3 separate regions of the Homo sapiens genome follow, and regions 1 and 3 are each linked to region 2. Evidence: chromatin loops called from intact Hi-C (ENCODE). Cell type or tissue: A673. All regions are shown on one strand. Each heading gives the region's core, and the rest is flanking DNA. Links, peaks and the distances in the headings are about the cores only.

Evidence for each region. A loop is a pair of places that touch in the nucleus more often than their neighbours do. Peaks named below come from ENCODE experiments on the same cell type or tissue, not always from the same donor. Only the 100,000 strongest peaks of a DNase experiment are listed, where the experiment ranks them.
Region 1: a loop joins it to region 2, with 5 times the contacts of the local background. A loop is called at or near these places in 5 of 110 quality-filtered maps.
Region 3: it touches region 2 in a loop (5-fold over the local background); 5 of 110 quality-filtered maps call a loop at or near these places.

Annotation. Positions count from the first base shown.
Region 1 is chr2:212,838,621-212,849,769 of GRCh38, reverse strand. No RefSeq gene overlaps it. Among named protein-coding and RNA genes, the nearest start is that of LINC01878, 49 kb to the right of the region's middle. RefSeq lists enhancers at 5,611-5,905, 5,139-6,338. In A673, for the core only: no CTCF peak of the experiment used is centred there; DNase peaks (open chromatin) are centred at 5,739 and 6,849; H3K27ac peaks cover 2,883 bases.
Region 2 is chr2:212,896,353-212,907,501 of GRCh38, reverse strand. No RefSeq gene overlaps it. Among named protein-coding and RNA genes, the nearest start is that of MIR4776-1, 24 kb to the left of the region's middle. In A673, for the core only: no CTCF peak of the experiment used is centred there; DNase peaks (open chromatin) are centred at 4,481, 4,871, 5,281, 6,591 and 2 weaker places; H3K27ac peaks cover 4,807 bases.
Region 3 is chr2:212,590,742-212,601,890 of GRCh38, reverse strand. No RefSeq gene overlaps it. Among named protein-coding and RNA genes, the nearest start is that of ERBB4, 58 kb to the right of the region's middle. In A673, for the core only: a CTCF peak has its summit at 6,641 (motif pointing left); a DNase peak (open chromatin) is centred at 6,660; H3K27ac peaks cover 653 bases.

The DNA.
Region 1 (11,149 bases), core at 3,091-8,090, 59 kb after region 2:
AACATCTCCTGTAGTTCTAACAGGAGGTAAGTGATTCCCACTTGATAATTTACCTGCCTTACAGGTAATGCATTCTTTGTCTACCCCAAACACAAGCTGCTCCATCTCCACACCCAACTCCCAAACATGACAGTTTCCTGAAGGTAAATGTGACCTTGCTCATAAAAGTGCACTTCTTTTTATTTATAAAAATATTTTTTTATAAGAGACTATGCTCTACTAGTACTTTTTGGTCAACTTTTTTTTTTTTTTTTTTTTTCCTTTCTTTAACATAGGCTTTCTGGGCGGGTAATCTGTGAGGCAGACAAGCATGTCACTACCTTCTTACAGAAATTACTGCACACATAGTGAATGGTATACTCTGGGGCCTCTCCTGGCTTCTTACCCTTTCTGCTTGCACAATAGTTCAGTCTCTACTTTCCTAAGTATGAAAGAACTTCCTTATGTGTGCATGTATTTGATGCCCAAGGCCCTATTCTTTAGCTAGAATTTTAAAGCTGGCTCATGCTTCTGTGTTATGTGAAGAAATAATTAAGGATGCACCTACGAGGATTTTGTACTCTGCAGGGTCCGGAAAGAAAGGAAGTGCTCTGATGGAAGCCCTCCTGGGTCTGGACACCTTTCATTGCACCAAGGCTGTTGTCCTCCAAGAGTTTTATATTAAACTTTCTTTTATCCAGCTCCGCTGGTTGCTTTTCTAATCATCTGAGTTTTAATAAATATAATTTCCCTTGTTTGTTCTGCCTGTAAAATACATTTTTAACAATTGTTTGAATTTTACACTTAAATATTTATTTTGGCCTAATTCTTTCTACTAAATTTTAAACATTGTTTAAATTATCACCTTTTCTAGAAATTACATGTAGCTTCCTGAGAATTTTAAAAGAGAATAAGAACAAAGTAAATATGAACTAATTTGCAAAACACCAGTTGATATTGTAACTTTTTATGCATAAGTGTCTTTTTCTTCCTTTCTAACATGATTGAAAGCTTCATGTGGGTAATCACCAATCATATTTTATATATTTTTTTGTATCCATCACTAGCACCTAATAGGGCCATGGAGATAGTAGACACTCAGTAAATATTTGTTGGCTTTTTGGTTCAGAAACACAATCAACCAGTGTTTTGAAAATGGACTTTTCATAACCTTCAGCTTCAAATAAATCATACTAATTTATTGATCTTAGAATTTAACCAAACCTCATTTTTTTTATTGCTTCCTAGAACAAACTTTTGGTTCTCTCCAACTCTCCAAATTTGAATGAAATTCTGTTGGTTTGATCTTGACTGTTATCTAGATCTCCACATGTTAATAGGAACGAAGTGTTAACTTGCCCGAATTATGAATGATTTCATCTAGTACCATACAGCTAGGAAATCATGAATAATCTTGTCCCTTGAATTTATAATAAATACATTTCAACTATCTTCTATATAGAGGCTTATCTGCAATTTTTAGAGATCAGACTAAAGCTACAGGCTCTTTGGGGTGTATCTGTGTACTTTTAAAATGTTTGATTAGGGAAGTTACTCAAAAAATGTATCTCTTTGCTAATAAATAAAAGTATAATAATGAATCCTGAAGGGAAAAATTGGAGATGAATTTAGAATGTTGTATATGCAATTGAAATTTTGAGTTAATAATTTAGGTAATATTTTAAGGCAAATCACTTGAAAAGTCCACATGAAATCCATGTCAAATAATTGTTAGGAAATAGAAAATGTATGTTAATATGCATGACATCTTCATGAAACCAAGTCATTTTTTTCTGATCTACTCTGAGCTTCAGAATGGGGACAAGATTTAAACTTCAGAATCTGAAGAAGCTTTTTAAAAAGCAAAAAAAGTTTGCATGAAAATTTTATTTAACTTAAAGTTCAATCAATATGAAATAATATTCATTGCAAGTAAGTCAAATCATAAATATTGTAAAGCCTCTGCTAATCCTGTGCTTGCTGCCATAAAGCAGACATGAAAAATAAAATAAAAAGGCAAATATTTGTTCTCATAGTTTATTCCTATTAAAGGAAAAAAATTTTTAAACAATAAAAAGTGAAATAATAAAAAATATCCCTCAAGATTAAAAACAGAAGACATATCACAGGGCAATATTTATTTGCAAGCATATTCTTTGATCTAGTCCTGTGTTTAACCATATGTCATTCCCTTCTTTTTTACCTCCCTCCCTTCTCTCCCAAAACATGGCTGAGCATCTTCTGCATGTCAGGCTCTGCGCAGGGTATAGGGTGACAAGGAAGAACAAAGCCCAGCTTCTGACCTCAAATGCAAAGCATAATTAAAATCTCCAAGAATCCTCATTTGACAGCTCAAACATCCAAACACCAAGAGCTGGAGGAAGGGGGTTGTCTCTCCTCACTAATGATCATTGGGTTCTTAGAGGACTTTTAGCCCCACCCATGGTGTCTCCCAGTCATCAAACCTGTTGATTATGGGATTGTAGCCTGCCCTATACATCTATACTGGACATCTTCATGGAAGCAAGTCAATTTTTCTAATCCAGCCTCAGCTTCAGAACGGGGACAAGATTAAAATGAAATGAACTATTTAGGAGGCAATAGGGGCATTACTTATGTAGCATTACTAAATAAGACTAAGAGGTTAAGTCAGAACTCAAACTTTAGATTATGTTGTCTCAAGGTCATTTTCATTAGTCTAAAATATTTTGAACTTCACCACTCAAGTGTTGTTACTCTCGAAGTCTTGGGAAAACAATGTGGATCAACAAGACTTAGAATTAAATGAAGGAAAATCTACTGTGGGTAAGGAATGTGTATCTTAAGGGAAATAATGGTACTCCCTAAAGTTACCATGACCTACAAGTAAAGAAATCATATAATTCCTGGCACACAATAAGTGATCAATAAAAATTATCATTAAGGAAAATATCTATGTATAGCTTTCAGAAGACAGATGTGGGGAACTACCTTCAAAGATATTTCCATGCCAGTGTCTGTGGCCCAGTCTGAGGAGACAGGTGTCCTCTTATTTCCACGCCCAGGTCAGTGTTTATATGTGGGAGGGGTTTCAAGAGATTATTGTGTTTCCATTTTTTGACTTTTATTTCAGGAATGGTACGTCTGGCTGCCTTGTTCCTCTTGGCCCTTCTGGTTCTGGTATCATAAGTTGTATGAAAGGGAACTGAGGACTCTGCTTCTACTTTCTTCCTTATTGGAAAGATTTGCCAGGTTTACTCATTAAGGGGATGGTGATGTTCCAGGTGGGCTGCAAGGCTAAGTTTCTTTTCTTTATCTGAAATGCTTTTAACCCCTTCCTCAGATCCAGATTGTAAGACCACATCCATGGGAGGTTTGACATTGACACTGGAATCTAGAGTATTACCATTCTTTTGATTCCAGTTCCTGAAATGTTATTAAACAGATGAAATTATATAGTACTTTCTAAGCCTCTCCATAACCATCCTGTGCTGAAATAATTAAGACTTTAAAGCAATGGTGCCAGCCTAGTTCAACTCCCAAACATGGAGCTCAGATTAGAGACTGTTTGAAAAGGTGAGTAATCTTAGTGCTGGTGACTTTAAATTCTGAAGTTGCCTATGAGGAGTGTCGAGTCTGACTAAACCTGACAGTTTGCTTATTCCTTATGAAAATATTAGGTGTCAGGGCAATGGCTCAACAGAAATGACTCTCACACATTCCTTCGAGTAGGAAAAGGAAAGACAAACTGGTTCCTTTTATGTCTTAGGGATATGCGTAAGAGTCCCTGGGAGGCAAAAAGGGGTCACACAGAACAGACGAGTCTCAGCTCACAGTATTATTAATTTGAGGAAGAATGGGTTGGTAGAAAAACTTAAAACTTCGAGGAATCAAGAGTCTTAGGGAAAAAAGGCACACTTCACCCAGAAAACCGGGGCTTATTGGATGCGTGGTAAAGGGAATTGGCAAGGAAGAGACAGGCTCTGCAGGCAGGGAAGTGGACAATTGTGTATTCTTTATGGCCCCAAACCTGGTGAATGACCTTTCTTCTCTCATTCTGTAGTGTTTGTCCCTGATATACCTTCGGGCTGGCACCAGCCTACTTTAGCAAATTGTGTTAATTCTGGATTTGTGGGGCTTAAGCAATTATTACAGTTTGGGTGGAGCATCTGAGGAAACATGTTCCTTGATTTGAAGTTCTGGAATTCAAGCAATTTAGCTTGTTCTTTCAGCTAGAAACAGAAGTAGGGAATATTTCCTAGGTTCTATGTCTTCCTACTATTTTTCACTTCTATTTGTTTGTGTTTTTATTTCTATTCCAACTGTTTGACTTTATTTAGGTTTTAATGTTGTAAATGACCTCAACTTCTGTTAGGGAGTGGAGGCTAGATATAATGTGATAGAATTTCTTTTTCTTTTTTTGTGTGTGATAAGTTGTGTGGTGTCATAACTAATCTGAAAAGTTAAACAGATGTCTTTGAGGAAAGAAAACTGAGATTATGCTATAATCATTTAGTTAATATTCTGGTTGCTCAGGCAAAAATCTTAGTCATGTTTGCATCCTTTCTTTTCCTCACATCCCATATCCAAATCATCAGCAAAGCTCCAGGCTTTAATCCCAAATGTCTCCCAAATCAACCTTTTCTCACCACCTCCAGCAAAATCATCCTTGCCCAAGCCTTGAAAGAAAGTTGGGATTTGCAATGGTCTTCTAACTTATCACCTTCATTTCACTCTGCCTCCTCCCCATTCTCAACCCATAGCCAGAATGGTCCTTTTAAAACCTAAAGGATCATACGATTTTTTCATGTTTCTCATCTCTCTTAGAATAAAAACCGAAATGCTTATTATGGCCTATAAGGCTAAGGATGAAACCTGATTGATCTGAGCTAACCAGCTACCCTTTCCCAGCTTGACCCTTCTGCTACTTAAAACTCATTGAATATGACAACATACATCTACCTTGAAACATCAGGGTTTCACCCTTTTCCCTAAGTATCTTCATGACTTGGTCCTTCACCTCCTTCAGCTCTGTGCTAAATGTAATTTCCGCAGTGCCTTTCATGATCATCTGATATCTGATATCACCATACTCCTTGCCAAGCCACACTGCCTCCTTTACGTTTCTCCTAGCACTTATTAGTGCTTCACTATATTTGTTAGTCTCCCTTGTTAGCAATGTTTGTAGAGACCTTTCTCACTAGATTTATCCCCAGATACTAGTCAGTTTCTGACACATTGTATGTTTCAACAAACATCTGTTGACTAAACATCGAATAAGTTAATAATCAGGGTTAGTCTTCTACATAGGAGAAGTAGATATAACCACTGAGGCGTTCAAAAGTTGGGTCTACTCTCTGTTTACTCACCTATTTTATCTAAGTCTTATTAACATGAGGTTGCATTCCACAGTTAAGAGGAAAAATTAAATACTAGTGAGCTACCATGGTTGCTGTTCAGGAAGGGGTCCTGGACCTCTGTCAGGACAGCCATGGGACTTGTGACCAGTTGGTAAAAGTCATAATTCATATCCAGATCTGATATATAAGCCCATTACTCCATCATAGTCTACAATTTTGCCTAGGGCTAGCCATGGAAAAAAAATGCCCTTTTGTATACAAAATTATTGGCCTATTTAATTCTCTAGTGCATCAAAAGTTACGAATATACACATATCCTAATCACTGGGATTATACATAGTGAGATCATACCCAATGGGACAGATAAAATCTTTCTCCAACTGTGGCTATGGTAATTGTTTCTTTTCCTGGCCACATCATTTTGGACTTCTGGTTTGCTGACTCATTTCCTGTGTTTCATATTGTTCTTTTCTATAATGCTTTCTCACATCATGGAGTTTTACATTAATTGGAGAATATTTTTATTTGTATAGTGGTAGACCACTAGAAGTTCAGATTTTAAATACAGAGCTATCTATAGTGACTATTGCTACAGAGTCAGTCATCTGTCTTCTAAATTGCCCAGACTTTGAGGTTTTTCAAAACACTGGTGCATGTTTTTCCTTAACTATAATATAAAATGGCAATAACAATGTCTACCTAAGAGGACTGTAGTGAGATTTAAATTAGATAATACCCATAGAGCTTTTGGAAGAGTAGCTGGCACAAGGTAAGCCATCTATTGTTAATTACTATTGTTTACTTCAGTAGTAAGGTGACATTGTCTGTGTCCTTTGCCTTACTTCTCTGTATTTGAGGATGTATTTGTGTTGGGAGGAAGGGTGGGACCCTACTCTGCTTTTTGGCTGGAAAAGCAAATTCTGGATTGAATCCAATCAGCGAAATGATTCCTTTTTTGGGAGATTATGATTTTCGTGGCATTTCTGTTATAACACTATTGACTAGAGGGCTCATTTTGAGTGCTGCCTCAGCCTTCTTGGATTTTCATTTTAGACAGTTTACATTTTTTGTCTGCTATGCTGCATTTGTTTATGGGATTCAGTTTAGCTCCACAGATGTTCACTGATCAACTGCTATTGATTGGATGCTAGGGATACAATGGCAATTGATGCAATACCGCCACCTCAGAGATCTTTGCCCAATTAATTACATATGTGCCCAAATTATAATCTATAGTATCCTGGGGTTTTGCTTTTTGCCACATCTTTCTCAAGTCTGTGAACCAGGAAGCAACATCATTCTAACCTGGAAAAATCAGTGCCAGCTCACTGCTGGATTTGACTCAAATCAGCAACGCATACTCATCTAATCCCACATAGTTCCTAATGACATCAGTGGGAATTTTGAGGGTGTATCTGAGAAGAATTTTGTTCACTCTTTGCATTCTTTCTAAGTATAAGCATATGTACCCAGGAAGTTTGATGCTTATCTGTTCTTCCTCAGGCTTCAACATGCCAGCCACCCACTGCTGTGGAACTGTTGAGAACACTTGAGACACATGGTTCTTCAGAATGAGATAAACAGCTAGAAGTAATTTATAAATTATTAGATCTAAAAGGAACCCATGGAGATTATCCTGCTGCCAGGTTCTGGAATCTAGCTCAAACTATGCATTTGACTGATGAGTTACATTACCGAGGTTATAACAGATTACTCAAGGATGCCCTGTGACATCTCAAGGGTCACCCAGCTGGTTGTGGTTTAGGCAGGACTAAGAGTTGCATCTTCTTTTAACACAGTTTTCCATAACTGTGGAGTATCTGAGTACTTCAGTTCTCAACTTTTGTGATGCTGTCAGCTATTACTCTATTTATCTTAAAAGTCTCAATATTGGCAATATGACTTCCTTAAAGGCCAGAGTTGCTAAAGAATTAGGAAAATGATTTAATTTGCTATAGGTGTCTCTATGCAGTGCTTGGACTCTATGCAGTCTTTGGTGGAGAGAGAAGAGATGGGAGTTATGGAATGGTTAGTGTGTGAAGAGCTAGTTCTTTTGCAATTAAGATTCAAAAAAAGCCAAGATGGAACTGCTTCCTGATTTATATTTTGCCCAGTTAATTACATATATGCCCAAATTATAATCCAACATAACCTACAGAATTTTTCAGAAAGGAGGGACCCTTAGAGACCATTAAGTCAAAAGCTGGAAGAAAGGAGACTAACTGAATATCATCCCCTGTAGGAAGATAAGATGCTAATTTTTAGAGGCACTCAGCCTCTAAAATCAATTTTTCTTAACATTGAGAATTATTGAGTGGCTGGAAAAGCATCTTACTCTATGAAATATAGTCACTGTTTAGTGCCTTTCCATTTTATTTACTATTTAAAGCATACAACAGCTAGTTAACCAACTACTTATAAAATATATTTAATGTTTAGAGGCACTCAGTGTGGTTATAAAATGATTTTAAGGGTATACAAACATGGTACATTAACCACATTTCATGAACTATGGTTCCCTCTGGAAAAACAAAAATGTTTTCCCTGGCATCCTGCAACATCTCATCCTGAAGTTTGTAAATGGCCCATACTGCTCAAACTGGCTGCCTCACTGGCTTTTGATGCCAGCCACTTTAGAGCACACACCAGAAAGATCAATATAACCCCTACATAAGTGATAGAGCACCGTGCACTCAAAGGCTGTTAGACTCTTCGATAAAGAACGGCTTGACAGATGCAGTGAAATTAAGCAGCATGCACAAAACCCGAGTAAAGAGGTTGTAGGGCTGTAGTCTTTTTTCAGTGCACAGTGGATTGATGGGTACACCGTGACACAAGATGCACTGAGATGAGACTTGGTCCCTGCCATGTGTATGCATTAGCGAGTTTACGGTCTATGAAAACATGGAGAGAGTGTAACAAAGGATGGGATAAGAATGGAGCCTTTTTCAAAGGAACCTGCTTCAGAGAATTATGATAAGCGAGACATAAGAGGACCTAGCATAAACTTAACAGTGAGGAAATGTTCAATGCTATTTATTTTCAGGCAATATCCTAGTTCCCTGAAAACACTCTACATCACAATGTACTAATCTCTATCTTTCATTATTAAAATTCCATGGCATTGATTATTGAGAAAATGTGATGGAAATGTTGCTTTCAATTTCCCGTTCATGTAATGAAGCTGAATGTGTGATGATGTTCATTTTGTCTTGTTTACTTTGCATGTACCTCCTGCAGCATGCAGCCTGGCAGAAGGGCTTCTACCCCAGGAATATGCCACACTATAGCTGGGGAAAGGATGCAAAGACAGAGAGTCAGGGCAGCCTGGAGTAAACCCATACTTTGATTTGTCATATGGGGGGCAGTATTACCAGAAGGGGTAGTCAATGTAAAGTTCTAACCAAAGATAGTTGATGGGAAAGTAGACCAATTTCTTAACCAAAAGTTTTTTAAAAAGCATAAACTATAAAGAGTAGATAATGTTAAGGAATAAAAATAGACAATAAAAATTGTTTAGTGGGAGCTGTAGCTTACAGTGCAATGTGTTTCAGTTCTCTGGGCCACTTCAAAACGTGCTAGACGGGAGTTCCAGTTTTGGTTCAGCACGTAAGAAGCTTGGAAGTCATCACTCCATTCTAACAGTTAAAATACTGAATAAACTGAAAGGCAACAAATCTTAGATCCCTCAGAGAATTGAGAACACAGGGCAAACCATTATCCCCCGAATTGGGAACAGACTGGCAAATACAGAGAAGCACAACTTAAAGGAGAATAAACCTTGTGGGAGCTGGGTCAAGAGAGGAAAACTTAAACTGTAATTGGCTAATTGCTGAAGGCTCAGTATGAACAAACCTGAATGCTAAAAACTCCAGGAGAGCCCAGTTTTAGGTGAGCCCCATGTTTTCTAGGTTCTACTTTCAGGAGCTCTACCAGGTTCTCACAGTAAAAAGGAAAGAAATATTCCCTATCCTTTCTGCATGGAGAGGGAAAAAGCAGCCATTGTGAAATATGCTCAGATAATTCTGTTATTCCTAACACATGCTGCCCTCAAGAGAAACTATTTTGCTGGAACCTAATCTACTGGGGTTTTATCAGCACCTAACTGACATCAAAGAAGGGAAGTACCCAACTCCAGCCCCCTCTAAGCCATCCTGTCCCACTAAGTGGGGGCAAAACTTAGAAGCACTTGTGAAGATTACAGCCCAGCAATACAGCCTCATTATATGACTGAGACCTAATCACAGGACTATAGTATGCTTCTCCTCCCACCATACCTTACTACCATATAACTAAAAGATTATTTACTACAGTTCCTTTTACCTAGTACATCATGTCCCGCTTTCAACAAAAAACTACAAGGCATAATAAAAGGAAAAAAAAAAAAAACACAGTTTGCAGAGACAGAACAAGCTCAGAACCAGACTCAGATATAGCAGGGATTTTGAAATTATCAAACCAGTAATTTAAAACAACTATTATTAATATGCTACAGCTTCTAATAGAAAAAGGTAGACAACACTCAAGAACAGATTAGGTAATTCAGCAGAGAGATGGAATTCTAAGAATCAAAAAGAATTGTAGAAGCCAATAACACTGTAACAGAAATGAAGAATGCCTTTGATGGTGTGGTTAGTACATTAGACATATCTGAGGAAAGAATTAATGAGCTTGAGGATATGTCCATAGAAACTTCCACAACTAAAAAGCAGAGAGTGGAGTGATATATTTAAAATGTTCAGAAAAAAGGAAAAAAAATACCAACCTAGAATTTTGTATCTTTTATTCTTCAAAGTGAAGGAGAAGTACAGATATAGCTGACTGTATTATGCTTCACTTTATAGCACTTTGCAGATATTATGATTCTTACAAATTAAAGGTTTGTGGCAATCCTGCATTGAGCAAGTCTATCCATGGTATTTTCCCAACATGTGCTCAATTTGTGTCTCTGTGTGATATATTGGTGATTCTCACAATAATTCATACTTTTATTATTATTATTATATCTGTTATGGTGATTTATGGTCAGCAATCTTTGATTTTACTACTGTAATTGTTTTGTGATGCCATGAACTGCACTTATATAAGAGGGCAAGCTTAACTGATAAATGTCGTGTGTGCTCTGCCTGCTCCACTGACTCGCCATTCCCCCATCCCTCTGCCTCGTCTCAGGCCTCCATTTTCTCTGAAGCACAACAATATTTAAATTAGGCCAATTAATAACCCTATGATAGCCTCTAAGTGTTCAAGTAGAAGGAAGAGTTGCAGGTCTCTCACTTAAAATCAAAAGTTAGAAATAATTAAACAGTGAGAAAGGCAGGTCAAAATGCGAGATAAGTTGGAAGATAGGCCTCTTGTGTTAAACAGTTTAGCCAAGTTGTGAATGCAAAAGTTCTTGAAGAAAATAAAAAGCGCTACTCCAGTGAACACATGAATGATAAGAAAGCAAAAGAGCCTTATTGCAAATATGGAGAAAGTCTAAGTGATCTGGATAGAAGATCAAACCAGCTACAACATTCCATTAAGCCAAAGCCCGATCCAGAGCAAGGCTGTAACTCTCTTCAATTTTTTGAAGGCCAAGAGAGGTGAGGAAGCTGCAGAAGAAAAGGAGAAAGCTAGTGGATCTAGCAAAGACAATGATGAAGGTGGACATATTAAACAACAGATTTCCATTGTAGAGGTAAGAGCCTTATATTGGAAGATGCCATCTAGGATTTTCATAGCTAGAGAAGTCAATGTCTGGCTTCAAGCCTACAAAGGACGGGAGAATCTCTTGTTAGGGACTAATGCTGGTGGCTTGAAGTTGAAGCCAATGATTACCATTCTGAAAA
Region 2 (11,149 bases), core at 2,226-7,225:
TGACAAAATTAGGAGCTGAAAGATCTACTTTCAAATTCAGACTCTTCTATTTTTTAGCTCTATGAGCTTGGGCAAGTCACTTGATCTCTGAGTCTCTATTCCCTCATCCCTTTAGTGGGAATAATGACACCTTATAGATTTGTGAGAATAAAGTAAGATGTTATTGAATGAGTATTTCATAAATTAAAAATTACTATATATAAATAAAATATTCACAATAGTATGGAAATATAGGGGTAGTCCCTACATATAATGAAATTAGAAACATTTAAATTTGACCCATGTTATTTATTTTGTTTCATACTACAGATTTAATTTTCCCTCATCCTTACTGTGACATAGAATCTTATGAAAACATAACATGTAACTTATTTAAATAAATTATTGCAAAAAACTATAAAAAATCTACTTATTTTCCCATCTTTGCATCATTTTTACAAAAAGAGCCCTTTCTTTGCTTTGTTTATTCTAAACTTAAAACATCTTTAATGTCTTGGAAAATTAATCAATTTAATTTAACATGGACATTTAATTTAAGATGGACAATGGCGTTTCAAATAAGACGTTCTTTCAGGAAAAAGAGGATCAGAGGGCTTGGGGCCCAGGATCTGGGTGGCTGGTGGGGGCGGAAAAAGAAAACAAATCATTCAGTTGGAAACAAGCTGATACCTGCCAGAACAATCCATGGAAGTCACCCATTGCTGTACATGTTGTGTTTATAGTATAATTAAAAATGGATTAAAGAGAACTAGAGCATAGCACCTCTGATTGCTGCTCGCCTTCACACTCAAGAACGAGAAAGCCATACTGTTAAATTTAGCCAGTGGCACTCAACTAAGCCCAAGCTGTCTAGCCTGGCCTGTGGGTTAGGAGTGCTTTAACAAAGGATGAACAGTTAGTTTTCCTCTCTGAGATGTTTCCAGTAAAATAGCAAAGAAAAAAAAAATTAAAAAGTTGATTTTTTTTTTTAAGCCAGAAATGCCATAACTAAGGAACATGAGACATTCTCTTCTCTCTCCTTCTCTTAATGTGATTCCTTGAGCTTTAGAATTGGTAATTCTGAATATATTGGGCCTTTTTATGTGCCTTATTGAGGTTTCAGATATGACATTTTCATTCTCTCAAAGAACATATGACTCTGTACAGGGGCCTTGCTAACCTGTAAATCCTGGGGAATTTAAAACCTTCTTTTTTGTTTTTTCAGTCTACGAGGTGCTAGTTACCTACCCTTTTCCCTGAATAAGGAAGCTGCTTCCTCTGTTCTTTGCCCTTTCCCTCTCCTCCTTTCAAAATGAGTTTCATTGTGTTTACCCAGAAATGGGGCTTTGTGGCAATTAAAAGATTCCAGAGTGGCAGAGGCTAACGTACCAGTAGAGCTGGATTCCAGCTTTCCATGGTAACACCCAGCTTCCCTTCTCTAACCACCTCCTTCTAGTCCACACAGACAATTCTAATCCTACCTCTGTGGTTGCTCTGAAAAGGCATCCAGTTTGGTTATCAGAAAAGATCTTTCTTAAACAAATATTTACCAGCGTCTGTTTTACTCTTTGGAGGAGTGAGTAGAGGAAGGGCTTGATTCTCTTAATCCTTTTGGATCACACATTGTGTAGATGATGATAGAATGTAGTCGAGTGTACTAGCACTGGAGCCCAACCTGCAAGGAGAATGACGCTTTATTGCCTCAATGATCACAAACCTTAAGTGGCTTGATTGGCTACTCATCTCCTGGGTGACTATTATTCCTATCGCCTTCCACTACAAGTCCCTTCCTCTGCATGGCAGAAATCCAGGAACATTCCATGAGGGTTACGATATTTTCCTTTTACAATAATGGGCCTTACCTTTCTCTTGGTTCCATGAACCCTTTAAATGTCAAAGTGATTCACATGGGAGGAACTGATCCTACACTCTTCATTGAAATGCTTAAGGATGTAAGATCTTTTCTCTCATGAAATGGTGTGATGCTTATCTTTTTGCTAATAATGCACTGCAGGTTTGTCACCCTAACATTATCAGTCTGCACGTAGCCAGGAAGTCTGTTGGATAAAAAGGCACAAGGAATGTACAGTATTTGGGGAAATATATTTTCTAGAGCCCTCACTTTTCCTATAGGCTTTAGGACCCCCTAACTACTGTGAAGATTATCCCAAGAAAGGATTGGTTCTCCATGTCCTTATGTTGTTGGATATTTCATTTTTATTAGCCACGTCTTAGTTTGAGGATGGTTCCCATCAGTAGTAACCCAAATTAATTTGTCTTTCATGTAATCTGACTGTATTTCCCACAAATGTTAATAGACGAAAGTTTATTCAAGTTGTTCATTTACCTCACGTTTATTCTGAATTAGATTTCAAGTTCTTTTACAAAAGAACAAGTCAGAAAAAGAAGAGTGAGATATTAAAATCTCAAGAAAGAACACACTAAGCATTTTAAAATTCATTCACAACAACATATTGAGAGCCTTTTCTGCTATAGTTGGACTCTAGCAGGGACCAATTCCTCCACTTAGGACCTAGATCCTATCCACTCCTGCCTACTCAGGGATATCACTGTGGTGGTTTTTTTCTCTCCTGTCTATGTCATCAATTGTTTCACCTCTTCTGAATCTTTCTCATCTGCATACAAATGCGCTGGTATACTCCCATCTTAGAAAGCCCTCTTTTGACCTGACTCACCCTGGCTACTTCTTCATTCCTCTCCTTCCCTTTTTAGACAAAGTCCCTGGAGGTGTTGAGTCCACTTACAGTCTCTAAGTTCTCTATTTTCTCTTGAACTTACTCCAATAAGGCCCCCAGTACTCCAGTGAAATGACTACTCTTGTCAAAGTCACGAATGAGCCTCACAACACCACATACAACGGTCAGTTCTCCATCCTCATGTTACTTAATCTATAGTAGCGTTTAACACTATCATATCTAAAATGTATCTAAGTTGACATTACAGTGCACTATTTCTAGGATCCACAGCTTCAACTTTCTCTTATTGGCTGATGACCTTCAAGTTTACTTCTCGAATCCAGATCTGATAATTGTCAGAGGCATGGATGAATGATGAATGAATTTCCTTTACTACACTTTATCTTAGGTGTTCTGACAATAATATTATTAAACGGAATGCTCATTTTAATACCTTCAGAAGTATTAACTTGTTACAACTTTACTGATGAGACTCTGAAATGTGGTCTTCTTTTTCCAAGGGAAGTTACTTTAGTAACAATCATAAAGCACTGCAGCTTTATCCTTATGTTTTTTTATTTATTATTATTATTATTATTATTATTTTTTTTTGAGAGCAAGTCTTGCTCTGTCACCCAGGCTGGAGTGCAGTGGTGTGATCTCGGCTCACCACAAGCTCCGCCTCCCGGGTTCACGCCATTCTCCTGCCTCAGCCTCCCGAGTAGCTAGGACTATAGGCCCCTGCCACCACGCCCGGCTAATTTTTTGTATTTTTAGTAGAGACGGGGTTTCACTGTGTTAGCCAGGATGGTCTCGATTTCCTGCCCTTGTGATCTGCCCGCCTCGGCCTCCCAAAGTGCTGGGATTACAGGCGTGAGCCACTGCACCCGGCCTATCCTTATGTTTTATAAACAGTGAAAGTTGTACATGTATAGATAGTCTGTCATGCCAATTCTGTGATTTTTTTCAATCTATGAGAAGAATTAACTTTGATGCTAATCCTCACCAATAATTAATTGGAATCTGATCTGTGGTCTCATAAAAACATCATGGATAAAATATTATTTTCATGCTCTTGTCTTCCAGCTTGGCCCCTGCCTCTACTGTGCATTCATACTGCTCTGGACTCAGCTCTGAGTCCCTATGATTGACCTGTATTCTCACAACCAGGAAGCACAATGCCCAGCAGGTTTCTAGCCTGTCTGATCCTGTCCCAAAGCTTGGTAACCAAGTCCTGTTTTACTGATTGTGGTCTACTTAATTCCATGCTTCCTGGTTCTTGACCTTGGCTACAAACTGGTTTATGAAATATTCCTAATAGAAGTGAACTTCCTGTAATAAGAGGACCCTTACAGTAAGATTTTAATTTCCTTACTAATGCAGGAATGAAACTGTTGATCAGAGTTGCAGTATTGATTCTTCCTGTGGCCATGGATACACATATGGGTAAGACATAGAGTTTCTTATGTATTTTATTATAATAACTCCCTCACCACCACCTTTACCATGTGGAACTTACACTAGCCTAGAATGATTTAGATTGGCTTGGATAATCCCAGCATTATAGAGGAATTTTTATCTGTGTTGTAATGTGCTTTTTTCTTGATTAAGAATGAGACAGCAGAAAGGGTATGAGTAGGGATATGAGGGAAGGAATTTATGTTATTCTATATGGGGCAACTAAGCTAAGCTATAAGGATGCAAAGACATAAGAATGACACAATGGACTTTGGGGACTCAAGGAGAAAGGGTGGGAAGGGGGTGAGATATAAAAGACTACGAATAGGGTGCAGTCTCTATTGCTTGGGTGATGGGGGCACCAATATCTTACAAATCACCACTGGAGAACTTACTCATGTAACAAAATACCACTTGCTCCCCAATAACCTATGGAAATAAAAAATAAAATAGTGTAGTTTGATGTGACAATCACTTTTTACAAATGTAACGAGATTCCCCCTCTCAATAAACAATAAACCAAAAAGGAGGAGGAGAAGGAAGGAAGGAAGGAAGGAAGGAAGGAAGGAAGGAAGGAAGGAAGGAAGGAAGGAAGGAAGGAAAGAAGGAAGGAAGGAAAGAAGGAAGGAAGGAAGGAAGGACCCATAAGATCCACTAGTCAAACATGCCAGATAATCTAGAAATTTATTTAGAGAATTTAGTACTCTCCCTGTAGTGATGGCTTAATTCCAGGGGTCGTAATGCAGTGTCAACTGAAAGTGAGCTTGTAGTTGTTTCATGGAACATAGAGATGCTTAAACGGAGAAATTAAGCTCCGGAGAACTCTTAATAAGATAATCACATCAGACCTTGAGTTCAAGTCCTATTTTATAACAGTGTTTTCAAAAAGATGTAGTTTATTGTGGTCAGTTTAGAATAATGGAGTAAGCATTTTTTTCTTTTTGGTTCTTCCTGCCAGTAAACTCTATGACCTTAAGCTATCTATCTAAGGAATAAGACCTAAGCTCTTATTCCTACTTATGAAAAAAAAGGAATCCCATAATTTATTTTATAAAACCTTGGGGCTACTTTTGAAGCACCACATTATTTCAATTCATAAATATTAATGGCAATGAGACCCAGAAAATTGCTGATTTAAAGAAGGAAATTGAACATTTTCACTGGAATCACTGGCAAGATATGCATCAAAAGCTATCATTGCACGTAGTGCTGGTTGATGCCCATATATCAGAAACCTCAGAAGAGAAGCCAACATTTGACTCAGCAGAAAGATTGATCCCTATTGCTGGATCCTCCCATTTGGAATAATGTTCCAGGAAGTTTGTACTACCACTCCCTATGCTGAATAAATACACAGTTTCTGTTTTAATTATGCATCAATCTTTCCTTCATATGAAATTCCCAGATAGGTAGGATGGAAGGTCTTTGATAGTTATTTTACAGGAGTCAAGGATTAGTCTCTGTAGTTTAATTCTTAGAAGCCACTCTTGTGTCTAATATTTCACGTGTGCAGCACAGCAAGGTGCCTCTAATGGACAGCTGACGTAGTGAAAGAAAGTGTGACCACAGAAATCATACTCACTAAAACTAGGTCCAAAGGTTACTTGTTTCAGGCCTCAGGCTTCTGCTTGCCAAGTCTGAGGATGGGGAGGAAACACTAGCATGGTGAGAGTTAAGTATTGGCCTTTCCAGGTCTGGCCATGACCCTTCCATTAGGGCCTCTGTATCCCAGGCAATTAATTGTAAAATGTTGAAGGATCAAGGACCAATGAAACTATTTTGTTACTGAACACTGTGTGTGCGTATGCGTAAAAATCCTGACGTGGCATTGGTTACACTTGAATCTTAAGCAGCAGACTTTTTATGTCAGTCAGTAACTAAATTGGTATATTTTGTGAGTTACATTTGTATTCATTCTCCCTCCTTGGTCTTCAAATAGTTCCTCATATTTAACACTCAAGTAAGGGAAGTGTCCCTAGACTCTTAATAATGATACAATATCAACTTCTTGATGCCTTGAGAATTCAGTGGCCCTTGTTTTAACACACTCAGATATGCACTACATGGATTTTCGTGTCACTGCTGTCTTTCATGGTGTTTTTTGGATTCCTTACTGAAAAGAATCAGTGCTTTTAATACAGAGCTTCAGAAATCAGGTGCCTGGATTAATCTGTCATCAGAGCATCGACACCCTTTGCAGCAAAAAGTTTAGAAACTCAATTTTCCTGGCTTCTGAACAACGCTTTGGCTAAGGAAGGAAAGACAGGAAAAGTTAGGCCCCTAGGTTACATCTTTCTGAGAAAATACACAAGTTTATCAGATAAACTTAAATCAGAGAAAGTTAAAATTATTTTAAAAGAAATATGTCTTGGAAAGTTTCTGTAAGAATAACACAGATCTCTGTCATCAACAAGGTGTAAGTCATTCATAATTAGGATTCTGTGAGAGATGACTCATGTCTCTTGGATAAGTGAACATAAAAGCAATTAGTAGGGTGTGAATTATTTGGTTTCTAAATGGCCTGACAGTTACGACAACCAAATTTAGGTTTTTATCTGTCCAACACTGGTTCAATGTATTCAGCATTTAATTAACTCTTTTATTTCTTAGAGTCAGTGAGCAGCTTTCTTCAAAAACTTATTTTTAATATTTATGATTATACTTTCCTGTTGAAGGAAAGGGAACATGACAAAAAGATGTGATTCCAATAAGCAGCCACCAAATTGGATGTGTCATCCCAGTGAGCATGTCCAATATAATGTGGAACTTCAAATCTCATGATGGACAGCCAAGCACCTGCTCAGCGTACACCATGCACATGATAAACTGAGTGAGCTGGTAAACTTAATTGCACTGAATTCTGTAAAGGACGCTTCACATACTCAAGGCTGTCTCATTTCCATGCTCAAGTGAAATTTATAACCTAACATGTACACATTGATATAAGCATAGGGAACTGAGGACCATGAAGAGATTAAGAAATTGATCATATTCCAGTGATTTATTCCTTGGGTTTATCTGGGTGTTTACATAACAGCGTGGGAGGCAGACAGAATACTGCTTAAAAGCAATGTCTTGGGAATATGACAGAGTCCAAATACTGATTGCAAAAATTTCTAGTAAAATGACTTCATGCAATTTACTCCCTCTATGCCTCAGTTTCCTATTTCATAGAACCTACTGTGAGGATTAAATGCAACATGTTTACTAGATCATGAACTTCTTGAAAATAGTGTCTACGTGTCTCTTGTTTGTTATTGAATCTCTGGTACCCAGCATACTCTCTAGCATATAGTAGGTGCTCAATAATGTTAGGGGAATAATTATGTAAAATATTTACTGTAGTCTCTGACAGATTGAAGGAAATATGATGGTAGTGATAATTTCATTCTTAGGAGCTTTAAGAATCCCTTTAGTGGTTTCCCAATACACTTAGAACAATTTGTAAATTCCCATAAGGCCCTGAATGATCTGACTTCTTTCTGTTCCAATTTTATCTTGAGTGAATCTTCTATTCCTTTTACCTGTAGCCACACTGCTCTTCTTCACTGTCTCAAATAATCCAAACTATTTCCTTCCTCGGGACCCTTGCACATGCTTCTTTCTTTGTATTTTTGCCATTTCACATTCTGCATCCAGTTCTCTTTCCTAACACCTGGTCCTTGTAACTGAGAGCTATATCAGGCACACTACCAGATGCTTTGCTGTGAAATCATAGAAGCAATAACCATGAGGGACTACAAACGTCTCATAGATTTCTATACTAGCCTATTTCCTTATACACTCCAGCAGGTGAACAAGCTTAGTCTCCTGAAAACTCAACAGGTTCACTTATGCCATGGCTGGTTAGTAACCTTTTTCTGATCACTTTTAGACCTTTACTTCCTCAGCTTCTTCCACAGTTGTACAAGGTGAAATTCCTACAATAAATTATGTATTCTGTAACATTGTAGTTATTCTGCTTTCCTTATTAAACACTGATTGCTAAAGTTATTGGTAATAGAACCTTAAAGATCAGTATCTGTAGTTGGTTCTTATCTTATTGGATTTAAAGGCATCCATGTTCCCATGGCCAGTAGCAAAGGAGGCACCAATAATACACTGACAAAACAGTTATTTAAATACTCGCATTTTGGCACCTGTAATAAAGTGCCTATAGAGACAAGGCTTTGGAATGATCAAATTTTTCCATGGAACATTCCAATAAAAATAAGGTGCATTATGTGGTTGATTGGTTGCTTTTAAATATAATAGAAAACTTGGAAAAATAAAATAATATTTTTGGGATTTCAAAATCCCAGCTAAGTATATTGGATCAGGGTGGAAGGAAATACGATTAGATCAAGCTGAATTTGATAAAGGTGCACTATGCAAAGATTCTGGATTCATAACGTCACCTTGAGCAACAAAGAGAGGCTCTAACAGTTTGGTTGGTTGATTGACTGAAGCCTAGACCCAAAGGTAACCTATGCTAAATCAAGCTGTAATATTAATGCTTTCCTGGTGTACTAAAAAGGAAGACATCCAAAGGCTCAGGGAGATTTGAATGTTGGAGTAAATTTATGCTGTAAGATCTTTTTACCTACTCCTTTTTTTTTTTTCCGAGACGGAGTCTTGCTCTGTTGCCCAAACTGGAGTGCAGTGGCGCAATCTCGGCTCACTGCATGCTCTGCCTCCCGGGTTCACGCCATTCTCCTGCCCCAGCCTCCTCAGTAGCTGGGACTACAGGCTTCCGCCACCGGGCCCAGCTAATTTTTTTTGTATTTTTTAGTAGAGATGGGGTTTCACCCTGTTAGCCAGGATGGTCTCGATCTCCTGACCTCGCGATCCGCCTGCCTCGGCCTCCCAAAGTGCTGGGATTACAGGAGTGAGCCACCGCGCCCGGCCCTTTTTACCTACTCATTAATCTTGAGGAGGTCTAGAAGACAACCCATTTACCAAGGCTGTGGAAGGCTGAAAGAAATTCATTCCTGAGGAGAGCTTGTGGCATCTTTGAAGAGCACTGTGGTGGCTAGTTTTATAGGCCAGGAATGATAGGGAAACTCTTGCCATAAAACGGAACCCCTGGAATTCACTGGAGATAATGAGAATTGCTAAATGTCAACAGCTAAATGGTAGCATATCATCATCAAAAACAATGTGAACATGATGATCATCATCGGCAGCAGAGCCAAGGCAGTAATTAGGATGACTTGACCAACAGATCTGACATTGGCCAGATGATAGTGATGTACCCAGAAGTGGAATCGATTGACAGCCTACTAAAATCTTAATTAAGTGGAAAAGCTCTGAGTCTTATGAGCAGGAGTTTACTTGAGTCATCACAATAGAGAGATGTGACCAATCCAACTAATTTTCAGACTTGAGCAAGTGAACAGATTCAGACTACCTTGAATGAATTGAAGGTCGGATTCCCTTGAGGAAAGACCCTGCTACATAGTCAACAATTGATGCAACATCCTCCTCCTATCCTTCCCCAGAGGGACCTGAGGTCACTCACCAGCATGACTATGCATTGGAAAATAGTAAATAATCACATTTTTTAAAGGGATTGTTAGGCACTGTCTCTAAAATGACATTAATTCCTGGAGATGCAAACAGCACTGTGGTCTAACACCTGAAATAGGGGCTTATTAAGGTCAGGTGATTGATGGACTATTGCCTTGGGTTCTGAGTGTCCTCAAATGCTCTTTGTAATTTTTTCCTCCAGTTTTTGAATTATATAGTTGGAGTAGATAAACTTAGCAATTTTCATAATCCTCATATTGGCTATTATGATAGGAAAGGCTGTAATATGTGGAAACCACCAGAACTGGCTTTGCATGCAAAGATAATAAACCCAAAGTAATACTGCATTCCTGGAGGGATTGTAGAGATTAGTAATACTATCAAGTACTTGAAGATGCAGAAGTAGTAATTCCCACCATATGCCTACTTAACTTGTCTATTTCTCTTGTGCAAAAGACGGATGAATCTCAAGAAATGACAGTGGATTATAATAAATTTAATTATCTGGTGACTACAATTGCAGCTATTGTACCAGATGTGATTTTTGCTCCTGGAGTAAAGGAACACATTACCTGGCACAATACATAGACAGGTAGGTAGGTAGGTAGGTAGATAGATAGATAGATAGATAGATAGATAGATAGATAGATAGATCTCAATAGATAGATATTGACTTGGCAACAGCTGTATTATCTGCAGATATAGTCTGCTATTACCAGAGCAGTTTGCCTTCAATGGGCAGGACCAAAAACATACTATCATTGTATATCAATGGTTATATCAACTCAAAAATTCTTGTTTATAATTTCATCTTCAGGAACTTTGAACACTTTTCCATGCTAGGGAACATCACATTTGTCCATTACATTGATGATATCATACTGCTTGGACATGGAGAACATGAAACAGGAGCTACTTAATACCCTTTGGTAAGATGCATATACCAGAAAATGGGAAATTCCACAAAAATTCAGAACCCTGACATCTTGGAGAAATTTCTAGGGATCTTTGGAGAGAGGTATAGCAAGTTTTTGGTTGTATGATTGATGGTTGCATTGTGTTAGATGGAAATATAATTTGCTTTTATCTTTTCTGAGAAATTAAGTATTTGTTTAATGTGAATGCTAAATTGACAAGAGGTAGATTGTGGTGCTTTCGTACTGTCATTTTAGCTAAATTGAAAGTATATTTCTATATGTTTCAGATTAGGGTTGTCTACTAGAGACATTTTACGTGAAATTTGGGAGGCAGAAGTGAAGCAACCATTATACTCTGAAGGCTGTTGTTTCAAGGTGATAAAGAACAAATCCAGAGATGCCAAGAGGTTCCAACTGGTCCTTATCTTGCCCTACTGTGAATGTCTTCTTCTTCCCAAATGCCTATTCTATTTGTGGCTAAGGATTTAAAAATAGGCTAAGTTCCTTGAGGGCAAGATCCAGGTTAAATTCATTGTTAAATCACAGGGACAGGCAGTCAATAAATGCTTGTCGATTTTCTATCAATCAATC
Region 3 (11,149 bases), core at 4,186-9,185, 310 kb after region 2:
AAAGCTAACATTGAAAATTATCTTCGTTTCTGAATTAACTCATTAATTATAATACATAATCTTATTTGCACCACTGACTCACTGTCTGACTTTGGACAAATCAAACAAACTCTTTGGGCTTTAGTTTTCTGATCTTTAAAATGAAAGCATCATATTAGATGATCTCTCAGATTCCTTGCTACTTTGGGATTGATCTACCACAAGGCCCTTTGTGGTCTGCAATGACCTAGTTTTATTATTCTGCTGTGGTACAGAGCGTCTACATGGGCACAGCTGAATGACACTAATTAGCAATTGGCATGGCAAGATTACCATTTTTTTTTTTAAATTTCTGTTGGCCTCTCACTGAAAGTTGAAAATTAAATTAATTTTTCACTGTAACTTTCTTAGAGGTGGGTAGGGTGGAAATTAACAAGATAATGAGACAAATGCATGTGTAAAGTGCCTGGGACTTTCTATGATGTAGGTATTCACTAAATGGTACCTATTATCATCATTAATAATGGCTACTTAGAGTGCTGAGGAAGCTTCCTGGTTATTCTTCAAATTCTCACATAGAATATATGAATCATTTCTTTATAAATTAACTGTTTGCTATGTTCAAATGTTGGACTATGCGCTTTAGATTGCTCTGGAAAAAAGATGAGGATAATGCTTATTCCTTCCACATATTTCTTTTGCCATACTTCATAATAACCGTTCACCAGCTGTTTATAAACAATATTTGTTTGTGTCAAAAAACTCAACATGGTATTTGAACTCCAAGATTTCCTGGATTTGTTTGAATGTTTGATGTGTTCAACATGTTTATGAAACATGAAGTCATCCATGTGGGTGCACATATTGAACAATTTTGTAGGTGAATTTATGCAATAGGTTAGTACTCTAGTGCCTATATAAATTAAGCAGTAAGATTACAGTCAGGAAATGCCAACTAGTTCTGGTTTTTCTTTCTTTCTTCTTAGAAGACTTGTCCAAAATTATTTCACAATCAATTTTAAAACTTTGAAGCTGCACTTCCATTTCATGTTTTGAAAGAAAGAAATTTAAAGTGCATTTCATTGAGTTAAAATAAATTACATTCTTCACATACTAGCTCACCAGGTAATCTTACATGGTCTTTCAGGGATTTTCCCAATGTGGATGAACATGTACACAGTTATAGATAAAGAATTTCACATAGGATGGGAAGAATAGATTACCATAGAAAAATGTAGCAGGTGTATTCTCAAGAACCCAGCATTGTTTTTCACTATCTTCTCCCCTGCTGTATTCCTGATCATTCTTTTGTGGGCTTTGAGAAGGAATTGTTTTATGACCAAGTGTCTTGGCCCATTGCAACATATCTGTAATTCCAGTGGTGGGCAGAAGCAATTTGGGCTAAGTGAAGAGTCACTAAAATAAATCCATCACAGATGATCAGTGTTGCTGTATTTGATGTCGTTGGTTGAAAGGTAGAGGATGGAAGAATAATTGAAAAACTAAGAGCTACAGCCTTCCATGAGAAAGTGTGTATGATGTAATCCCCAAAAGAAGCATACACATTTCTATTCCTTCCCCTCACCACAATCAATTTAGATGATTAATCATTGTATTTTCATTTTTAATTAGAAACTTTTAAATATTAATTATAAATGTAGCTTGTGAATGAGAAGAATGTCAGAATTGTATTCCTTATCCCACATCCATTCCAAGGCCAAACTTCAATTCCCAATAGAACTTTTTGTGGCCTCTTTTAACTAAATCCTTTTCTAATGATTTGAGTTTTGTGCATGGAAAGCACAGTAATACATTTCTATCCTTTGCAATAAATTTATCATAAACATCAAGAGTTTTAGAAACATGGACAGAAAATTGGATTTCGCGGGATTCTGTGGCTACTATCTTTAAAAAAAAATCAAATTAAACGAGTTACCTTAGAAAACAAAACTAATTCTTCAGCTCTATTCAACCTTACAGAGGCACACAAATACACACACTAGCAGAACATATAAAAGTCTTCAGCATTACCTTATATTTAATTTTTTAAATAAGTATTGGCCTTGCCCTTCCAAGAAATTTTTAAGATATTCTGCCTTGGCTGAGAATCTATATGACCTTTGTGCCACAGTGTGCTGAGGAATGCCATAACACTGTTAACATTGATCTTTTTTTCTGCAAATGTTCTATCAGCTTCCTTCTGAGGCTTTCTCTTGCTTGTGGGCAGGGTTAGGACAAGCTACTGTACTTGAAAATCTATACTGTTTGCTATCTATAGCAATTAATAAATGATTTTCCTCATTCAGTTGTTAGTCCTTATACCATTAATCAAAAAAGGCTAGATGTTCTGTTTGTTCTCCAATACAGTATAATAAATGATAGGACACATAAAAACAGAAAAGAAGAAATTTCATTTGATGGAATGAGAGAAACAGTATAGAGTTCCCAATCATTTCAAAATGATTCCTGGCCATAGATTTTAAAAGTGTTTCAATAACATTTTATGATATAACACACATGGAAATACAATAAATATCTCTTTAAGATTTTTCCTATTAGGCACTGTGTGAAAATTAAGAAACTTGTGTATTTTATCTCATTTCATTGTCAGCCAACCTACATTGACCAGCAGGGAAAACTATAGGTAAATTATAAGATAAGTAAGTATTTGTTTTATAACCTTTGATCTTCCCTGTTTATGCTTGTTACTGTCTTAGGTGTCTCTACCCCATCCACCCAGTATTTTATCCACCTTTTCCTTATCATAGATTTAGAATCTCACTTACCATATGTAGTTCCAACCAGATTTCCCTTGAAGTCCTGGATCCATTTCTTTAACATAAATTTAAATCTATTATGCATTAAGAATCCCGAGAGCCCAGTCATGAAGTCCCAGCATGAAGTTAAAATCAGGAAAGGGTCCATTAATGGGAAGCAAAATGAGAAATTTGCCGGCCAGATGTTAAAAGCTGAGTCTTTTCTAAATAGCTTCATTATTTACTTTCAAAGGTATATTTCTCAGAATGTCAGACACATTTTTAATCGGTGATTCTGCTCTTTGAAGGCAGGAACAGTGTCTGCTTTTCCTTTGCATACAGCATAATGCATTGTAGAAAGTGGGATTTCTAAAAATATTGTAAGTGTATGTTCATGAATCGATGCATAATTTTAAAAAATTAAAATTAATTTTAGTGTCATAAATATGCTATTTTTGGAATATGGACTATTTGAGTTACTTCTATTCTTCTTATTTTGTGAAAATATGATGAGGTGAATATATTTGTTAAACATATTTAAGCAGCTCCTTTGTTGCAGGAAAGTGCTAAGTACTAGAGACATTCTAAGGTATAAGCATTCGAGATACACCAGTATACCAGACAAATGTGGCTGCTGGCTTCATTGAATATACACGCTTTAAAAAAATTTTTTAAAAGGCAACACTGAAGACTAATTCACTTCTATAATCAAACATACACATTATTTTAACATCTAAAGTGTATTCGTGTCTATCTTTGAATTTCACTCTTTCTCTTTTATTTACCCTTTATATTTCTAGACTAATATGCACAGAAGATTTAAAATTTCTTTGCCTTTTTGGAACTATTAATATTACTTTACTATAGATATTTAATGCCACGTTTGTGCAACATAGTGAGACACCAGGGCTGCATGGCATTATACATTCTGTTTCCCTACTAGTCACCTTTTATCTGACATAATATAACTTTTTTTTCCTTGTGAAACCAATATTTATTGGGAGGAATATTTTACTTTTTCATATAGAGTGCAAAGAATCACTCTCCATTGTCCTAGTATTTTCTTCTCTATAATGATCCTTCTGGATAAAAGGAGAGACTTGTGCTTATTGATGTAACTCCACCCTTTTCTAAAAAATATATAATTTGCTGCCTTCCCTCTCAAAGACCTATGGTTAAAAACTATAAATGAGCTAATGTACCAGAAATTACTTTATAAACTAGGAAATACAGTGAATTTTCTGGTTATTACTCACTTGAAATTAACCCTGCCTTGAATCTGACCTAAGTATGAAGGGTTATGAAGCATATGCATTGCATAATCACATTTTTGTGAAATATTCATAGAGAGAGCAAGAGCGAGAGAAAACAGCCGGGGGTGATGGCTCACATCTGTAATCCCAGCACTTTGGGAGGCCGAGGCAGGTGGATCACTTTAGGCCAGGAGTTTGAGACCAGCCTGGCCAACATGGTGAAACCCCATCTCTACTAAAAATACAAAAATTAGCTGAGCATGGTGGTGCATGCTTGTAATCCCAGCTACTCTGCAGGCTGAGGCAGGAGAATTGCTTGAACCCTGGAGGCAGAGGTTGCAGTGAGCCGAGATTGAGCCACTGCACTCTAGCCTGGGTGACAGAACAAAACTGTGTCTCCAAAAAAAAAAAAAAAAAAAAAAAAAAGAGGGAGAGAAAGAGAAAAACAAGAAAAAGTGAAAAAGTGGGAGGACAAGATGAAGCAATAATTTAACAGTTTATTTCTAGTTGGTCAAATTAGAAAGACTTTTATTTTCTTCTTTATACTTTTCTGTATTTTCTAATTTTCAAAACTGAAAAAATATAGAAAAGAAAAGAAATGAACCTTCAGATATTTTTGCCTTTGCAGTCTCTGCAGACTCCAGTTGTTACGCCTGTTCAGATAGGTGGACACTTGCATTATGTTATTTGAAGATAGCTAGGGATGCCCCCTGTGTAAAAAAACACCACCCAAATAATATTTTATATTCATCTGCCTGTCAGTACTTTAAAATTCAAATGCTCTCGGACGGGGTCATTATGTCACAAAAATTTTTTTAATGGATCGCATTTTCAGATCATATTTTTTAGTAATATAAAAATGGACTGGAAATTTGTATGAAATAAGGCCCTTGTTAAATACATGCTTCTGGTTATTAATTAGCTTGGAAAATACCCTAAAATTCTCAGCTTTGGTTCCTTCCTCAAATGTATGAGATCAGTAAGATTCTCTCAGGCTCTAAAAGTTAGTACTGTAATCCTATGACTGTCCCAGAGTGCTGCACGTGTGATTCCTTTTCACAATCCATTCACTGTCAGTCACCTATTTGGCTTACCCACATCTGACATCTCCAGACCAGGTTCCTTGGAGTGAGAAAAAGTGGGGGAAGAGACAGAGAAGAGGGAATGAAATACCATTTCCATGTATGCCTCGCAATTCCATGAGAAATGACATTATTTTCAAGAAAAAAAAATTGGGAATCAGAGAACTAGTACATTGTTTTAAGTTAGTATGACTAACAACTAGCTGAGTTGGGGATAGAAACCTGGTGTGCCTGTGGCCGAAGTCCCTTACCTTCCTACCTCTCAGAAAAAATCATAACAGACATAATTCTGGCAGGAAGCTGCACCCAAGTCAGTTTTCTTTCCATGCTGCTGGGCCGTGTGTCAGTTGTAAAATTCCAGCCTGTGTCCTGCAGTTTCCATGGATCCCCTGACAGCTGCCTCTATTATCAGTAATTTTCACAATACTGTTGTTTTCTTTTTCATTTCCTTCAGATCTCCCAAGATGATGCCAAGTAGAGTATACAAAGACTGGTGTCCAAAAACTAGAATCTTAGAGATTCGGGATAATTAACTGCCTGGATACTTCCAGGAAAAAACATCTGCTAGAGTTTAGAATCAAGGTCTTACGTGACCAGGTATATATTTTGTAAATTTCTTTCTTGAGAACCTATTCCTTTATGCTTCTCCCAACCCCAGAAGTTCAACAAGTGTGAGCTTGACAAGGCAAAGCTGATAGTTTTATATCACAAAGAACTTGTGTTGTTTTTCAAGATGTGGATTTATGTTTTTGTTTTGTTTTGTGTAGTTGCAAGCAACAAAATCTGACCTGGCTACCATAAGGAAAAGGAGATTTATTGTAAGGCTATCATGTGTGTGTTGGGGTTGTGGTGGTGTTAGGGTAGGTAGGTCATAGACTCAACAAGAAGCTGAGGCCCAGGTTTAGAAACACCTGGGAATCAAGGGGGCTCTAGACCAATCAGCCACAAGAAGTACGGTGAGAGTCCCCTAGCAAGAGCAGTCAGTCTGACCAGCCTAGCATCCCACACGGCTCCTAAAAAAAAAAAAAAAAAAAAAACCCACCTCCAACAGTCCTATGTCCTTGCACCATTCACTCAAGATTCAAAGTCCCAAAGAGTGGGACTTTGAGTTGAGCAAACTTAACTCAGCAGGCAGAGAGAAGACAGATTAGTCCCTTAGGATTTTAGCATGAAACTAACAATATGGTATCTTCATGATTAGCCCCAGTTGGGAATTTCAAAGTAGAGTTCAAAGGTGCAACTATGGATCCTGGACAGATAAAAATAAAAAATTATACATTGTTCTCTATAGATAGTTTAACAAGACAAATAGGTTATAGACAAATGCTGAAGAAGGGATTCTAGTTTTATTTTGTTCTCATTTTTCTGTAGAATTAAATTTTTTATTTTACTTGTTCTGTGCAAAAAAGACTCTTAGAAATTGTCAGAGAACTACAGAGCTGGTTCTTCTTCGGATTGCAGTAGGTACAAATCCCTAGTGATTTATGAAATGATCTGAAACAAAGCAGTCTCAGATTTACATACAGGTAGATGCAATTACGACTTGAGAATGACTAGATTTTATTTTGCTTAAGTAGAACAGTGACATCTAGTGCCTGCAAAATTATGTCACTGGATCTGAAGGAAGATAAGAATAGACATGTTTTTAGGTTGATTAGAGAGAAATGAGGGATCATATATTAGTTATATCTGCAGGATTGGTCTCTTATAATACCCCTTTTAGGTTCCCACGAGTGCCACATTAGTGACTGCAACTCTTTCCTAGCTGTTCTCCTTAACTCTGGCCTCGCTGCATGCCGATATGTTATTCCTGTTTACAATTTTTCAAGGGATTATTATATTCTATTTTCCCCAACAGTTCTGTTTCTCATTATTTCCCAAAACGTATGCTCAGTTTTTGTCAAACACGATTTCTTCACTTTCAAAAGCAAATCAGACCATTTTTATCTCATTGTCAATGATTAATAAAGTTTTTGATAGATGTCTTGAAATTTTGGCTTTGTATAATTTTTGAATGTTTTTTGCATAAATGTTGATAGTTTTTAGAATTTTGGGTTTTGATAGGTTTATTGTAATTTTTGTTTCTATATTATAATAAATCAAGTATTCCATGAGATAAAAAATAGTCATGTGACATTTATGTTTACTTAAAAATACTATTTAGGTGAAACAAAATTCTAATTTGCCTAATATTTAATCTATTTATGTAATAAATTCATTTAATATTTATATAAAATATTATATCACGAATTATCTGTAAAAGATACAACTAGAATAGATTATTGAAGATAATTAACACAAGGCCTTAATTTACAGGTGAGGACATGAGAGCTTAGATAAATTGAATAATATGTATATATATGTAACATTAAATATACATACTGAGAATATATTTAAAAATAAATTAAGGCTGTTTACAAAACTTTATGCAATATAAAATACATTTTGTTAGTCATGAGATAACATTGAAATATTTTATATGTTTATATGTTTATTTACATATAAAATGTTCCAGATTTAAAAATCATTGCATCTGATTGCTTTCATTTGATCTTTATACCAATGCTGCAAAGTGATTTTATGCCCATTTTATAAATTTATTTTTAATGTACTTATTAAACATTGTTTATGTTTCTGGCATTCTGTTATGTGCTGGGAATACAAAGGTATCAGTTGGCTCTATCTTTTAACATCTTTTACATTATTTTTTTTCCCCCATTTGTTATAGTAGGAGAAACTGAAGCTGACGAAGTTAAGTCATAAGATGAAAATCACACAATACTAGGCAGAGATCCAGCAAGGGAACCAAAATCTTTAGTCTCAAAGTCCAGTATTATTTCCATATTATTTTTGCTATTTTTGTTTTAATTTATTCAGAGTTATCCAATGACAATACAAATAAACTTGGAAGGAAAGAATAGTTCTCATTCGTGAGAAAATGATTTTCCTATTTAATTTCCTGAAACAGAATATAAAAGTAACTTAGCTTTATCATTTTTAAACTTAGGCTAATTTATCAATGTTTAATGGGAGATAGGTTATCATTTTCCCCCAAGAAATATAATTTGTAGTCTAGTGAACACTATTCTGGTTATTAAGTAGAGAGATTTGTGCTTTCTTGGGTAACTCTTTTATTCCTCCAATACCATATTACCATTCCTTCCCAAAATTATCTGTCTTATAAACCACAGTTAGTTCATTAGCTGCTACTATTGTTTTCCCTTAGTTATTTCTTTTCATTTCTCCTTCTTTATATTGTATGGTCTACATTATACTACTCAGTGTTACTCAATGCTTTGTGCTCTGTGCACCATAGGCACCTACAACATCAAGAAGAGAAAATTTTGCAAAAATAAAAGATTCAAAAGGCAATCACCTACTTTAAAATAACAATTGCAACATTTTTGATCCCTAATTTTTTTTTTGTAATATACATGTAAAAAAGTTATCACTTTCTTAAAAGAGATATGATTTCACAGTTTAAGGGTCCAGTAATTTCAATGAAAAGTAGTGAATGGATTATGCAATCAAAACCCTTTTCTAGGCCAGATGTGGTGGCACTCATCTGTAATCTTGGCATTTTGGGAGTTGGAGGTGGGAGGATCCCTGGAGGCCAGGAGTTCATGACCAGCCTGGGTAACATAGTGAGACCCTATCTCCAAAAAGAACCCCAGAAATTTTCTGTAATTAAAATGGGAGGACTTTTCTTCTAGACCCCTCATTACTATTAGATTAGAATTGTTAAATGTGTATTTTTGAAGGCAAGATAGCAAATTTAACTAATGAGGATACAAAGAGAATCCCTAATTCAGCACAAAGACAGAACCCAAAAAGTTCATATGGTATGCTGGGAGATAAGGGATACTCTAGATATAAATGCCAAGATGAATCAAGTTTCACAAAAGATGCGTCAGGTTTATTTGAACCAGGAGTGGCTGAGTAAGCAGCTGAACCTGTTGGTTGATTTGTTGGTTGGTTTCTGTCCAAGAAACTCAACAATTATGTCAAAGCAAAATTGTGTTTTTTGGCAAGTGTATAAACTTTCATATAGAAATCACCATAAGTATGTATTTCTACATTCTAGCCACCATCCCTGTGTCTTCTCTCCATTGCTGCTTCTGTCACCCTGGATTGTATTCCTGTTGGTCTGTTACAACAGCTTCCAAATTGACTTCTTTCCTTTAAATTCAGCTTTCCAATCCAATTTACATACTGCTGCTAATTTCAACTTTCTTAAGCATTGTTTTAGTAATTTCATTTCTTGCCTCTGTAAGTAAAATCTCTGTTAAGAGCTAACAAGTTAAATATTTCTTAAACTTTAAGTTATATTTTGCAGCTATTTTATCTCCTTAATTCGAAAGACATATTGGAGTTATCATTTTTTATAGCTAAAATTGACAATTGTAACACTTAACAATTGTTCCTAAGATTTTCTAGATTTGTTTTGTTAATGGTACAGTACAAAATGCAGGGGTCTAATTTACCTTTCTGTCTGCCCAGGATGCCTGGCTCTCTTGGATACAGGCAACACCCAATAAATGCTGATTTAAATTAAACAAAAAAAGCCAGTAGTCCTGGGTGTGGTGGCTCATGCCTGTAATCCCAGCACTTTGGGAGGCCGAGAGAGGAAGATCTCTTGAGTTCAGGAGTTCAAGACCAGCTGGCCAACAGGGTGAAACCTTGTCTCTACTAAAAATATAAAAATTAGCCAGACTTGGTGGTGTGTGCCTGTAATCCCAGCTACTTGGGAGGCTGAGGCAGGAGAATCGCTTGGAAGTTGAGTTTGCAGTGAGTCGAGATCACGCTACTGCACTCCAGCCTGGACAATGGAGCAAAATCTGTCAAAAAAAAAGAAAAGAAAAAAAAAAGCAAGTGGGATCTGAACACTTTGAGTTGTAAATCCCCCTCGAGGCAATGGTTACATAGCAAACAACCATGGTACCTTAGACATGGGTTCAGGGTACCTTGAGGGAGGAGGGAGTTAGACGCCTCTGATTTAAAGGGTAATAAAAGGAATAGGTGAGAGAATAAAGTGTTCTTGTCCTGCTCTTTCCCATACCACTGAGTCAAGTCCCTTTTTTCAAAAATCTTAGAATGGGGAACTTCAAATAGGAGAAATTTATTTCGGTATAATGAAAACATGAACATATTAAGTGAGGTTTATGAATACACACTCTACTTGGTATTATGGAATCAATAAAATGAAAACAAGAGCTTACAATTTAGAGCAGTAGCCATATTTTATCTATAGTATATTTGTAGTGTGTGTGTACCTGTATATTTAGGAAAAAAAATCTATATTTCTCTATCAGCCTATGTTGTGGCTGAAAGTTAGCTTCCAACTTACAAAGGTAATGAAGAAAAAGTAATTCTCACCAAAGGGTTGGTGGAAATCCTCTTTTCTTTGAAATTGTATCTCTCATATATTGTGTGGCGCTATATATATATATATATATATGTATATATATATGTATATATATATGTGTATATATATATGTATATATATGTATATATATGTATATATATATATGTGTATATATATATATGTATATATATATATATGGCACAATATAATTTGAAGTCTTACATTTTATGGGACAATTTTAAAGAGGGAGGTGAATAGGATTGGTAAAAGCAGTCAGTAGGTAGATGCTATATACATGAAAAGTGATTATCTACTCCAGTGGTTTGTATTGTTTTAAATAGGTGACCACTTATCATAATGCCTACTTTGTGACAGAGAACAGTTTCATATATATACAGGAAGAGAAAGAGAAAGTCAGGGAATCTAACAATCCTACAAGGACTACCCTAACCACATTTTAAGCTAGGAAATTGAGATATTGAGAATAGAGAGGTTTGGTCAATTTCCACAAGTTATACATTTGGTAAGAGGGGAAGTCAAAATTAGAATCTGGACGGCCAGTTTCCAGATTTTTCTTTTTTGTTTTTTTTGGAGACGGAGTCCCACTCTGTCGCCTAGGCTGGAGTGCAGTGGCACAATCTCAGTTCACTGCAACCTGTGCCTCCCAGGTTCAAGCAATTCTCCTGCCTCAGCCTCCTGAGCAGCTGGGATTAC